3 separate regions of the Homo sapiens genome follow, and all the other regions are linked to region 3. Evidence: chromatin contacts called from ENCODE Hi-C or POLR2A ChIA-PET data. All regions are on one chromosome and are shown on one strand. The core of a region is the stretch at or near the end of the contact, and the rest is flanking DNA. Distances in the headings are between cores, read along the strand shown.

Region 1 (3,490 bases), core at 156-2,655, 580 kb after region 3:
CTCTAGAACTCCCCTCCTGGGACCCCACTAACTCTCCAAGGGGTTTGCTAAACCTAAGACCCTCTTTCAGGGGCCCATTCACCAGAGACAGCCCCCTCTCAGCTCTAGAGACTTTGCCCTAAGGCTCACCAAGCCCAGAACAAACCTAAGTTAGCAAGACCTGTGTAGCCCCAAACAAAATCTCTCTGCCAATCATGCCCCTGCAAGAACCATCTCCCTCTTTCAGAGCCCTGCTCCGTGAGGCAGAACATGTAGGGGACAGGTTGCAAATTTCTCCAGACTCCACCACCCCATGGGCAGTCACATGGCTGAGCTCCCAGGCTCAGCCCCCAACAGCTGTGCTCGTTTTCATCCCTGTGCCTTTGCCCATACATTCTCCTGGAATGCCCTCTCTTGCCTCTCCTCCCACCCAAATCCCATCACCTCTGGAAGTCTCCTATTCGCTAGCTGTCGCCTCCCTTTCTCTCTGTGTCCCTGGGAAAGTCTGCCAGGCCCTCACTGATCTCCCCATCGGGAAGCTGGGACATTACTTGTTTAAGCCGCCTGTGACAGTGAATGCTCAGTCCGAGTCTCTACTTGGTTCCCCCAACCCACAGACCAGGAGCTCCCCGAGGCGGAGGACAAGGATCGGTTCACAAACACCTCACCTCCATCCTCGTGACCTCCGGCCAGCGTTGAAATGAGCCAAATCCGGCGCCCCCAACTCACCACCCAAAGCCCTGATGGAGCCCGCCTGGTGGCCTGGGCCAGCGCGCCCGTCGCCTCGCAACCCTGGGGCGGCTGAGGTCCGCCATCCAAAGGTCGGCCGCCCGAGGGAGGTGAGGGAAGTCAACCCGGGTCCACCTGCAGGCGCTAGTTGGAAGGAAAGGCCCAAAGGAAGCCACGGGCACCCCCTTCCAGTCGCCCCCATCCCCGGCTGCGCACGCCATCTCCAGAAGGCCGGTTTCCAGGGAACGCCAGGTGGGGCTGGCGGGGGGGATGGAGGGCCCAAAGCTCAGGCTCCAGATCCAGGGTCTGACGTCACCCAAAGGCCCAGTTCCCTCTGCGGGAGCCACAGATGGGAATGGGGGGGCTTGGGGGGCTCGGGGGGCCTGGGTGCGCCCTGAGCGCTCTCCCCCAGCCCCAAACAGTAAAGGTCACCTCCACTCCCACCTCTCCAGCAGTTCGGCCTTCTTCCTGCATCCAAAGGTGAAGTGTAGGAGGAACAAAGCTGCAGCCAGCGACCCCCACACCTCTCGCCCCGCGCCCAGCTTCCCTTCAAAGCTCTCCTCCCAGCCTTCATGCCCAGACTCACCTGCCGCGGCCGTTCGGCTGCCGAAAGGCCGCAGCGCTGCGCTGAGCTGCGCTGCACCCGAGCGATGCGGCGCGGAGCCGGCCGCGAGCCGCTCCGGGGCTGGGGGCGGGGAGCGCGCGCGCGCGCGCGCGCGCCCGAGGCCGTCTCTGCGCGCGCCCGCGCCGCCACTGCCTGCAGCAGTCACTCTCGCGAGACTTCCGCTCTGCTCCTAAGGCTGCTCCTCCTGAGCTCGCGAGAAGGACGACCCGGCCGCCCCGGCATCTTCCAGGAGCTGTCCGAGGTGCTAGTTCCCGGGCCCCGGCCGGATCAGGTGGTTGACGGGCACCTCAGGGACAAGAGCCTGGCGTGTAGGTGGAAGGAAGAGACCCAGAGATGGGAGCCTGGCACCAGCAGCCAGAGCCTCAGCTTCCATATCTGTAAACTGGGGAGAATAACCTCCTATACCTATGCCAGGAGCCTCTGGGACGTGCCAGAAAGGAGTGAGAAAGAGCTGAAAGCAGGAGAGTGTGGTGACTGCGGAAGGTCCTTCAGATCTGCAGGCGCAGGGGGAAAGAGAGAACAGAGGACGGAAGATCGGAGATGATATTCAGAGAGGCAAGGACACAGATCCACGGAAAGACGACATAGGAGGACGAGAAAGAAGAGCTGCAAACAGAGACAGAGACACACGGAGAGAGAGACTGAGATGAGAGCTCAAGGCCTGGAGAGAAAAAAGACATGGAAAGATAAGATAGGTAAGGGAGCATAATGAAGCAAGAAAGAGGCAAGAAATAGAGACAAATTACGCAAAGGAGCAGAGAGAGAGAGAGAGAGAGAGGAGAGGCTTAGAAAAAGAAAGAGACTCAGAAAAAGGAATGAAAGAGACAGTGATATGCAGAGATGAATACCAAGAGAGAGTAGAGGCAAGGGTAAATGTTTAAAAACCCAGAGCTTTGGAGGGTTGAGAGAGACCCACTTGGAGAGATGGGCTGGGAGTGAAGACAGGATTTTATTGTGATTGGTGTTTACATAGTAAACCTCCGTGGGATCTCTACAGGCAGGGCCAGGGCCACTGTCTGTCCTGCCAGCCAATTGCTCCTTCCCCTACACCATACACCCACCCTCCACCCCCCACCCACACCATCCTAGGCCTGGAAGGGGGCCTCAGTGGGTGGGAGACACTGCAGGGATTCTTTGCCTAGAATAAGGGCCCATTGTCTGGCTCCATCCTGCCAGGAGTGGGGCCTCACTCCCACAGCTGGCATGAAAAGGGGGTGGCAGTGAAAAAAGGCAGACAAGAACTAGTGTGGCAGAGGGGAAAAGGAGGGAGAGAGCCTCGGTGCCTGGGAAGGGCTGAGCAGGAAGCATCATCCTGCCACCAGGCCAACCAGGAAGGAAGGGTCCTGGGCTTCGGGGCAGGACAACTGGGTTCTGTGTCAGTCCTGTCCCTGGTTGACCCACATGCTGTCTCTCCCTGCTATAATGCAAGCCAAGGCTGATTTACAGAGCTGTGGAGAGCAGCCAATGAGATGACAACTGGGAACCTGTCGAAGTTATCAAGTGTGGCTGCTACAGGGAAAATGTTGGGAGTCCATGTGGGCCTCAGGAAAGATATAGGGGTTCACATAGGCCTTTAGGAGAGAGATCTGAGGTCCACACTGGGATCCACAAGGAAGATGTCTGGAAACCACATGGAATTTATAGGAGATATCTTGTGGTTCATGTAGGTCCTACAAGGGAAATATTGGGGTTCCCGTCTGATGACCACGGACAATTTTTCTCCACTCAGAAGAATCAGAAGGGTCTCCTATTTGATAAACAACTAACGTAGGAAGAGTGAGCAGGTCCAAAGTCAGAAGCCCACCTTTGTCCCAGTAGATTGTACCTTTCCTATTCAGGTAAATGGAAGGGAACAATGATCACTTAAACAAACGTTTACTTAATAGGCATTTGCTGGTTACCTACCATGAGAAGAAGCATACAGCAGTGGTTAAGAATATCAACCTAGAAGGCAGACCTTGCCCCTTCCCTGCAGTGTGAATTTGAGAAGGTACTAATCCTCACTGAACCTTAGTTTTCCACATATGTAAAATAAGGATGGTGATAATGGGACCCGTGTCTTAGGGTTCCTGCAAGGATGAAATGAATTAATACATGCAGACACATGTAACATATGGGACTGCCTGGTACACAGTAAGTATTTAATGATCTGTAAAT
Region 2 (3,436 bases), core at 331-2,830, 800 kb after region 3:
ACGTGCTCAACCAACAAGGTCCCTCTGGGGCCGGGCTGGGGGCCTGTGTCCCCAGTGGGTGAAGGTGCCTGCCTGGTTTCCTTCCACCCACAGCCATCCAGCCCTGTATAGCTGGGGATGAAAGGACAGCCAGCCTAACTCCACTAGAGGCCTGGGGTAGCAACTTCTCCCTTTGAGCCTCGGTTCCCGGGTGTACAAAATGGGCGGGGAAGTGAACTGGTAGTTAAGCTCCAAAAAATCTGCTGGCTGGACACACCCCTTCCTGACACCTGGTCTGGGCCACAAAGAGCCTAGGAGAATGGGCTGCCCAGGGTGCCAGAAGGTGGGGGCATGGTGCTAATGCTCCGTTACCTCCCCCCGGGCAGAAGGCCTGCCCAGTTTCCCACCCAAAGATCCCTTGGCTTAGGCCTGGTCTTCTGAGAGGCCAAGGGTGACAGGCTCAGTCCTAGGACCTGGGCTTCTAACTGCTCACCCGAGGTGGCTGGGCCCTGGGCTTGCTTGCAGCCCGCAGGGTCATGGTGGGGTAATGAGGGAGGGGTCAGAACCAAGCAAGCCAGGGCACCTGCGGGGAGGCCCTGTACAGGGAAGGGCAGGGGAGTCCAGCACTCTCTCTAGGGACCTGGCCCATACGGATCCTCTTCCTCCAGACTCCAGCCACCTCCTACTCTGAGCTCCACAGAGGGGGGGACTCGGGATGACCCGAGAAGACGAGTCCGTGGAGCTGCAGGGCAGTACCTCCCTCATGCACTCCCTTCCAATTTGGGTTCTGACAGTGGCTCCTGGGAGAATTCGAACCCGTGCAAGGGAGTAAAGGAGAGAAGGGAGAAGTGGGAGAAGAGGGGAATGGGAGTGGACGCGACAGTGGCAGCAACAGAGACTAGACGCGCGACCTCCACCCTCTTCCCTCCAGGGGACACTCCGGGACGGCCAGGCACTCACCTCTCTTGGGGCACTGCGGTCCGGGCCACCTCGCCGCGGGCGGCATCAGCGGCCTGCGGGACGGTCCATGCGGTCAGGGGGGAGGGGAGGGGCGCAGGGGTCCCCAGGGGGTGCGGTACAAAGAGGTATGGGTGCAAGGAGAGGGGAGGAGGGACCGCCAGGCAGAGGCAGGGGGACGGACGCACGGCCCGGGTCGCGGAGGGAAGAAAGGCGGGGGAAGGGGGCGGGAGGGAGTCGGGGGGAGGAAACAATGTAGCCGGCGCGGCCCCGGCAGAGTTCCGCTTCCGAGCGCCGCCACTGAGGTTCGATTTTGGAACGTCGCGCTGGCTGCCGGGGGCCGCCCCGGACGCTCGATCGGGGCCGCGGGGCTCCTCGCGCTCCACGCCCCGCGGGCTCCGGCGGCCAGAGGCTGGCTGGGGCGGGAGGGACGGCGGGCCGGGTTACGGCCCCGACGGCGGCGCAGCCGGGCGGTCGCCCGGCTCGGACCCCACCCCGGCAGAAGCCCCCGGGCAAGGCGCGGGTGGGGCAGGAGCGGGAGGGCGGCAGCGGGCTCGGCGGCGGCGGCGGCCAACCTCGGCTCGCCCAGGGCTCCGCTGGGAGGAAGCTCGCAGGCCTGGCGAGAGGAAGCGCGGCCCGGATCCTCCGCCCGCGGCAGCGCGCCTGCGCGAGGGGGCCTGCCCGGCGCGCGGCGGGGCGTGGGCCGGCGGGGCGGCGCCCCCTGCCGGGCGCCGGGGGCACTGCGGGGGGTGTGTCCGCGCCCACGCCCTGCCCCCACTTGCCGCCTGGCTGCGTTGAAGGCTCCGAGGGTCTCTCCTCAGCCGGCCTGGGAGCAACCTCCCAGCCTTCTCTGGACGCAGCTTTCCCGCTGCAGAAGCGCTGGGGGCCGGGCCTGGGCCCCTCTCCTCAGGTCTGTTTGTGGAGAGTGGGCCTGATTCGCAGCAGAAAGCCTTCATTCATTCATTCACCAACATTTCCTGGCGCTGACATCGTGGCGGAGCCTGCTCTGGAGTCTATTGGCAAGACCATTTCACTACCGTCAAGGCGTTCTCGGTCGGGTGGGGGTAGGCTGACAGGCCGACAGACAACGGCAAGGAAATAATTGATCAAAGTGGAGAGGTGGTGGACACGGTTCCCAGGAGGCAGAAAGAAAACTAGGGCTAACGGGGAGACCTCACACCTCACAGAGCCGGGACCAGGCAGAGGGAACAGCATGCACAAGGGCGGGGAGTGCGGAGGGAGCTTGGTGGCTTCTGGGATCTAAATATAGCTCAGGCGGCTGCCGCTTGCAGTGTGGGTGGGGGAGAGTGGTGGGAGATGGGTTCCTGCAAACAACAGGGGCAAAAGAGATCCAAAGAGCCTCATGGGACTTTCTTGGAGTTTATGTTCAGCCTGGAGGCAATAAAGAAGTTGTCAGCAGCTCTGTGACCTTGGGCAAGTTACTTAACCTCTCTGTGCTTTAGTTTCCCCATTTGGTAAAATAGGTGATATATAATGGCACCGACTTCTTAAGTTTTTGTGGGGAGGGGAGGAAATGAGTTAATACGTTTAAAGTGCTTAGTATGCAGTAGCTGGCACGTGAGGAGCCCTCCGTTAAGCAAGGGCTGTTACATCACTGTTAACGAAAAGCAGGGAGATGACCTGCTCTGAGCCACAGGAGAGGACAGCGTGCTCAGGCATGACAGGGGTGGGAGAGTGCAGGGTGGCGGGGGAACAGAATGGGGATGCAGTGATGAGGGTGAGACCGGGGAACAGAATGGGGATACAGTGATGAGGGCGAGACCAGAGACTCCAGCGTAGGGAGGAGGTAAAGGTGGGGGACTTTCTAGGGACTAGACCCTGAAGCAAGGGTCAGGCTTGGGTGGACAGAGGGAAGAGGCACTCTTGGGGTTGGGGGGGAGGAAGTGGGGCATGCTGACAAAGTCTTGGAACACAAAATAAGCATGAAGAGGCCCGAGGGAGCGAGAAGAGGGCAAACAGCCCTGTGGGAGACGGAGCTGGGAGACAGTGTGGCTGCAGATTGTTTTAAAGAGCCTCGGATGCCAGGAGGAGTTGCCCCCAAAACCACAGGTCGGCCCTCTGACCCAGGGCACCCTTAGGCCGGTTTCCCAGCTGGAGCCAGCCCTTTGGAGAGGGATGTCCTTTGAGGAGACAGCCAGTAAGTTTCAGAGATAGGTGTGGTGTAACAGAAAAAAGATGAATTTGGGGTTCAAGTCTCCAAGTTAAATTTCAACCCGTCCACTTACTAGCTGTGTGACTTAGGGCTAGTTACCTAAGGTCTCTGAGCTGTTTCCTCTTTTGTAAGATCAGGCTCAAAATATACTTCTCTCATGATAGATAGTGCAGATTCAGCAAGATAACGGCCTGGGGGTGAGGGAGTGGAAAGGGTGCTCAGCAGAGCTGGTTTCCCTTTCTTTCCTCTGAGGTCAAGATGGAATGATAATATGGGGCCGGATGGGGGGCCGCCTCTCAGCCTACAAGAAAGCACTTCAGCAGCTCT
Region 3 (3,444 bases), core at 299-2,798:
CTCCAGCCTGGGCAACAAAGTGAGACCCTGTGTTAAAACAACAACAACAACAACAACAACTTTGGGAGGCCGAGGTGGGCGGATCACGAGGTCAGGAGATTGAGACCATCCTGGCTAACATGGTGAAAGCCCGTCTCTACTAAAAATACAAAAAAATAAAAAAAATAAAAATAAAAATTAGCCGGGCGCGGTGGCGGGTGCCTGTAGTCCCAGCTACTTGGGAGCCTGAGGCAGGAGAATGGCGTGAACCTGGGAGGGGGAGCTTGCAGTGAGCCGAGATCGCGCCACTGCACTCCAGCCTGGGTGACAGAGTGAGACTCCGTCTCAAAAAAAGAAAAACAAAAAAGCCAGGCGCGCGGTGGCTCACGCCTGCCTGTAATCCCAGCACTTTGGAAGACCGAGGCGGGCGGATCACAAGGTCAGGAGTTCGAGACCAGCCTGACCAACATGGTGAAACCCCGTCTCTACTAAAAATACAAAAATTAGCCGGGCGTGGTGGCTCGCACCTGTAATCCCAGCTACCCAGGAGGCTGAGGCAGGAGAATCGCTTGACCCCGGGAGGTGGAGGTTGCAGTGAGCCGAGATCGCGCCACTGCACTCCAGCCTGGGCGACACAGAGACTCCGTCTCAAAAAAAAAAATAAAAAAAAAATCATAGGAGCATCACAACTCACAGCACCTTCCTGTTGTCTGAAGGCCCCTCCTTTGGGTCCCTCAGGACTGGCTCCAGGGCTTCAGCCTTGGAACTAGTTGTGGACTTTGGGTCCCTTTGGAATATTTATCTTTGGCTTGGAATAATGCAACAACGTACCAGACCCAGCCTTGCCTTCTCTATGCCCCATTCCTCCCCAAATGACTCCAAGACTGTACCCCTAATCCTGAACCCTTTGCTGCACTTGCCCTAGTGAAAATCAAAGGTCTGCAAAGGCCGCGTCATTCCTGAATGATGTTCGGAGTCTGATGTCGTTTCTATGGGGGATTAAAATTAGCGACACTGGAGATGAATTACAGGGTGCAGCCAGTAAGGAGGGAGAGAGAGGGAGGCAGGTGCGATTCCTTCCACCTAAGCATCCTGGCCTGGCAGGCAACCTTTCCAGGGTCTTTCAGGCTGCAAGCGACAAATAGTTGAGGATTGTGGGTTTCTCACGCGTAGGTGGCAGCGGCAAGTTAACCCCAGGAGAGGTGCCAGTCAGCAGATAATTTGCAAACGAACGTATTCTCCTCCTCCTCCGAGGATCTGAGCCTCACGAAATACTCTTTTCTTCCTTTTTCTCCCTCCCGCAGTCGAGTTGCCTTCCGTCCAGCTAGGGTCCCCTCCCCGCCCGGGTCCCCTCCCCCTCCCGGTCCCCTCCCCCGCCCGGGCTCCTCTCTGTCTCCCCCTCCCGGACTGCGTCCTCGCTCCGCCGGGCCCTCCTCGCCGCCAGCTTGTGAATGAGACGCTCAGTTTCTCAATGGAGCCGCGGGGGGCTCGGGCGGCCGCGGGGCGGCCGCAGCGTTGGCCGTGAGTCAGGAGGGGGGCGCGTTTCCCTCGCTCCCTCTCCACTCCCTCCCTTTCGCTGCGGCCGCCCGCGAGGAGCCTGGCTGAGGCAGCCGCGCAGGTCGCAGGGCCAGCGTCCGCGAGGACGGCCCGGCTGGGCGGCCCCGAGCTCTGTGGCGCTGTGGAGGAGCGGGAGCGCGGCCGAGGAAGCGGGGCGCCGAGGGGGTCGGCGGCCTTCGGGAAATTTCCGCCGACCCTTCGCTCCCGGCTCTAAAAGTTCCTGATTTCCTATTTCCTTTTAAATCCCGAGTGGCTGTTAGCTCTTCGCCTGCACTTTTTCTTCCCCAGGAGATAAGGGGGAGTGTGAGGAACGGAGCGAATAATATAAAAAAGGATTTCCTCCCGGAAGAGAGCGGCAGTTCGGAGAGATTTTTCTTAAGGAAGCAGAAGCGGCGTTTGCGGCCGCTGCAGGCGCCGGGCCCTGCCGGCCACACTATGCGCGAGCCGGCCCCGGGCTGCTGAGGCGCGGGGACGCGGAAGCGGAGGCCGAGCGCGCCGGGCTCCCGCGCTCGCGAGCGAGTTTTGTCCGCCCGGCGGCGGTGGCGGGGGGATGGAGCCCGCGACCGCGCCCCGGCCCGACATGGCGCCGGAGCTGACCCCGGAGGAGGAGCAGGTAAGCGGGCCCGAGGCCGCCGCGTTGGGTGTGTCCGGGCCCCCGAGGCCTACGCCGGCCTCTGCCTCCCGAGTGCCGGCTCTTTGCAGCCACGGGGCCGCAGCCCCCCGCTCCCGTGCCCGGCTCGCGGGCCTCCCTCACCGGCGACCGCGCCCCAGGCCGCCACCCCCTCGTCGGGGGACCCACGGGACCCTACTCCCGTTCCCGCCGCTTCTTTCGCCGAGGCTTACCAGCCTCAGACGGTGCCCTCCGCACCCCACCCCCTATTCCAGGGGCAAAGTTCCTTGGATCCAGGGGCCTTCTTCCCGAGATTTGCAGAACCGCTGCTTGCCCCCGGCCCTTCCACTCCCTTGTAAATGTTTTCCGTGAGGGTTTGTGGCTTTTGAAGGGCAGGAAAAGCCCCAGTTTGGGGGGTGCTTCCTGTGGGGATTATCTCCCTTCCCGAGGAGAGGGCTGAGAGTATTGGATGCATAGATGCCCTAGATTTTCAGAGGAGCCTCTTAGGTTTCTCAGGCCCACTTGGGCAGGTTATGGAAGATCCAGCCCTTCTCGTGTTCCTAAAGTCCCTGGCCTTGACCCCCCTATTCAGCTATCCCAGACGGGGCGCATCTCCTCACCCGCGCTTCCCTACCCTCGTCTCATCTGACTGTCTCCATCTTTCTGAAGCTTACATTGAGCTCTATTGTTCCTTAAAAGCCTATGACCTTTAGTTTTCAGAAGGAAGTGGTTTGCTGTCTCATTTTGGGGGCCCTTGTAACTTTCCCTCCCGCACATTCCAGCTGCGGAGACAGGGACCACTCCTGAGGAAGATGGGAAGGTCTGCTAGCTTAGACTGGGAACCCTACGGGCTTTTCGCTGTCTCTTCCTTGGCACTGCCCATACCCCGCCATAGCTATGCTCGATTATAGTCATAGTCTGATTCCATGTTATAAATAAAAAAAATAAAAATAAACATGAAAAAAGAAAAAGGCAAACCATGCTGGCAACCCATTTCAAGCTCTACAGCTCTTGTTTCCAAGGACCACATTTGCTAGCACAGCCTCTAGTGTGAAGACAGTCCAGTTTTACAAACTATTATTGGCTAATGGGCTTGTTGACCTGATTTTTTAAAGTCCTTGTCTTTTCTCCTTATTTGTGGAGATGACATTTTTCTATTTGGCCTCAGGCCACGGTTTTGTCTTTTGACACCTGGTGATGAAATCTGTATGGGAAAAAAATTTAAAAAGAATTCTGCTTTGTACAAGCAGTGGTAATGAATGTCCTGGTAACTGCAGTTGGATGTTAATAAAATGCTA

The links. A loop is a pair of places that touch in the nucleus more often than their neighbours do. ChIA-PET counts read pairs that join two places held with the same protein, here RNA polymerase II (POLR2A). Pooled maps may share reads with other maps.
Region 1: a loop to region 3 is called in a pooled map, with 3 times the contacts of the local background. The contact joins the promoter of SCAMP5 here to the promoter of PTPN9 in region 3. A Hi-C loop is called at or near these places in 1 of 37 single-sample maps with no recorded cell type and 2 of 50 pooled maps. POLR2A ChIA-PET finds 5 or more read pairs at or near these places in 2 of 52 experiments (GM10248 and HEK293).
Region 2: a loop to region 3 is called in a map with no recorded cell type, with 19 times the contacts of the local background. The contact joins the promoter of CSK here to the promoter of PTPN9 in region 3. A Hi-C loop is called at or near these places in 2 of 37 single-sample maps with no recorded cell type and 5 of 50 pooled maps.

Annotation. Positions count from the first base shown.
Region 1 is chr15:74,993,478-74,996,967 of GRCh38, reverse strand. SCAMP5 (secretory carrier membrane protein 5) reads right to left here and starts at 1,405. Exons shown (of 7, transcript NM_138967.4): 1 at 1,295-1,405.
Region 2 is chr15:74,780,224-74,783,659 of GRCh38, reverse strand. CSK (C-terminal Src kinase) reads right to left here and starts at 1,580. Exons shown (of 13, transcript NM_004383.3): 1 at 940-1,580. RefSeq lists enhancers at 303-878, 1,921-1,990, 2,011-2,130 and silencers at 1,111-1,370, 1,481-1,700.
Region 3 is chr15:75,577,419-75,580,862 of GRCh38, reverse strand. PTPN9 (protein tyrosine phosphatase non-receptor type 9) reads left to right here and starts at 1,548. Exons shown (of 13, transcript NM_002833.4): 1 at 1,548-2,149. The coding sequence starts at 2,087. RefSeq lists silencers at 1,191-1,680, 1,941-2,340 and an enhancer at 1,383-1,981.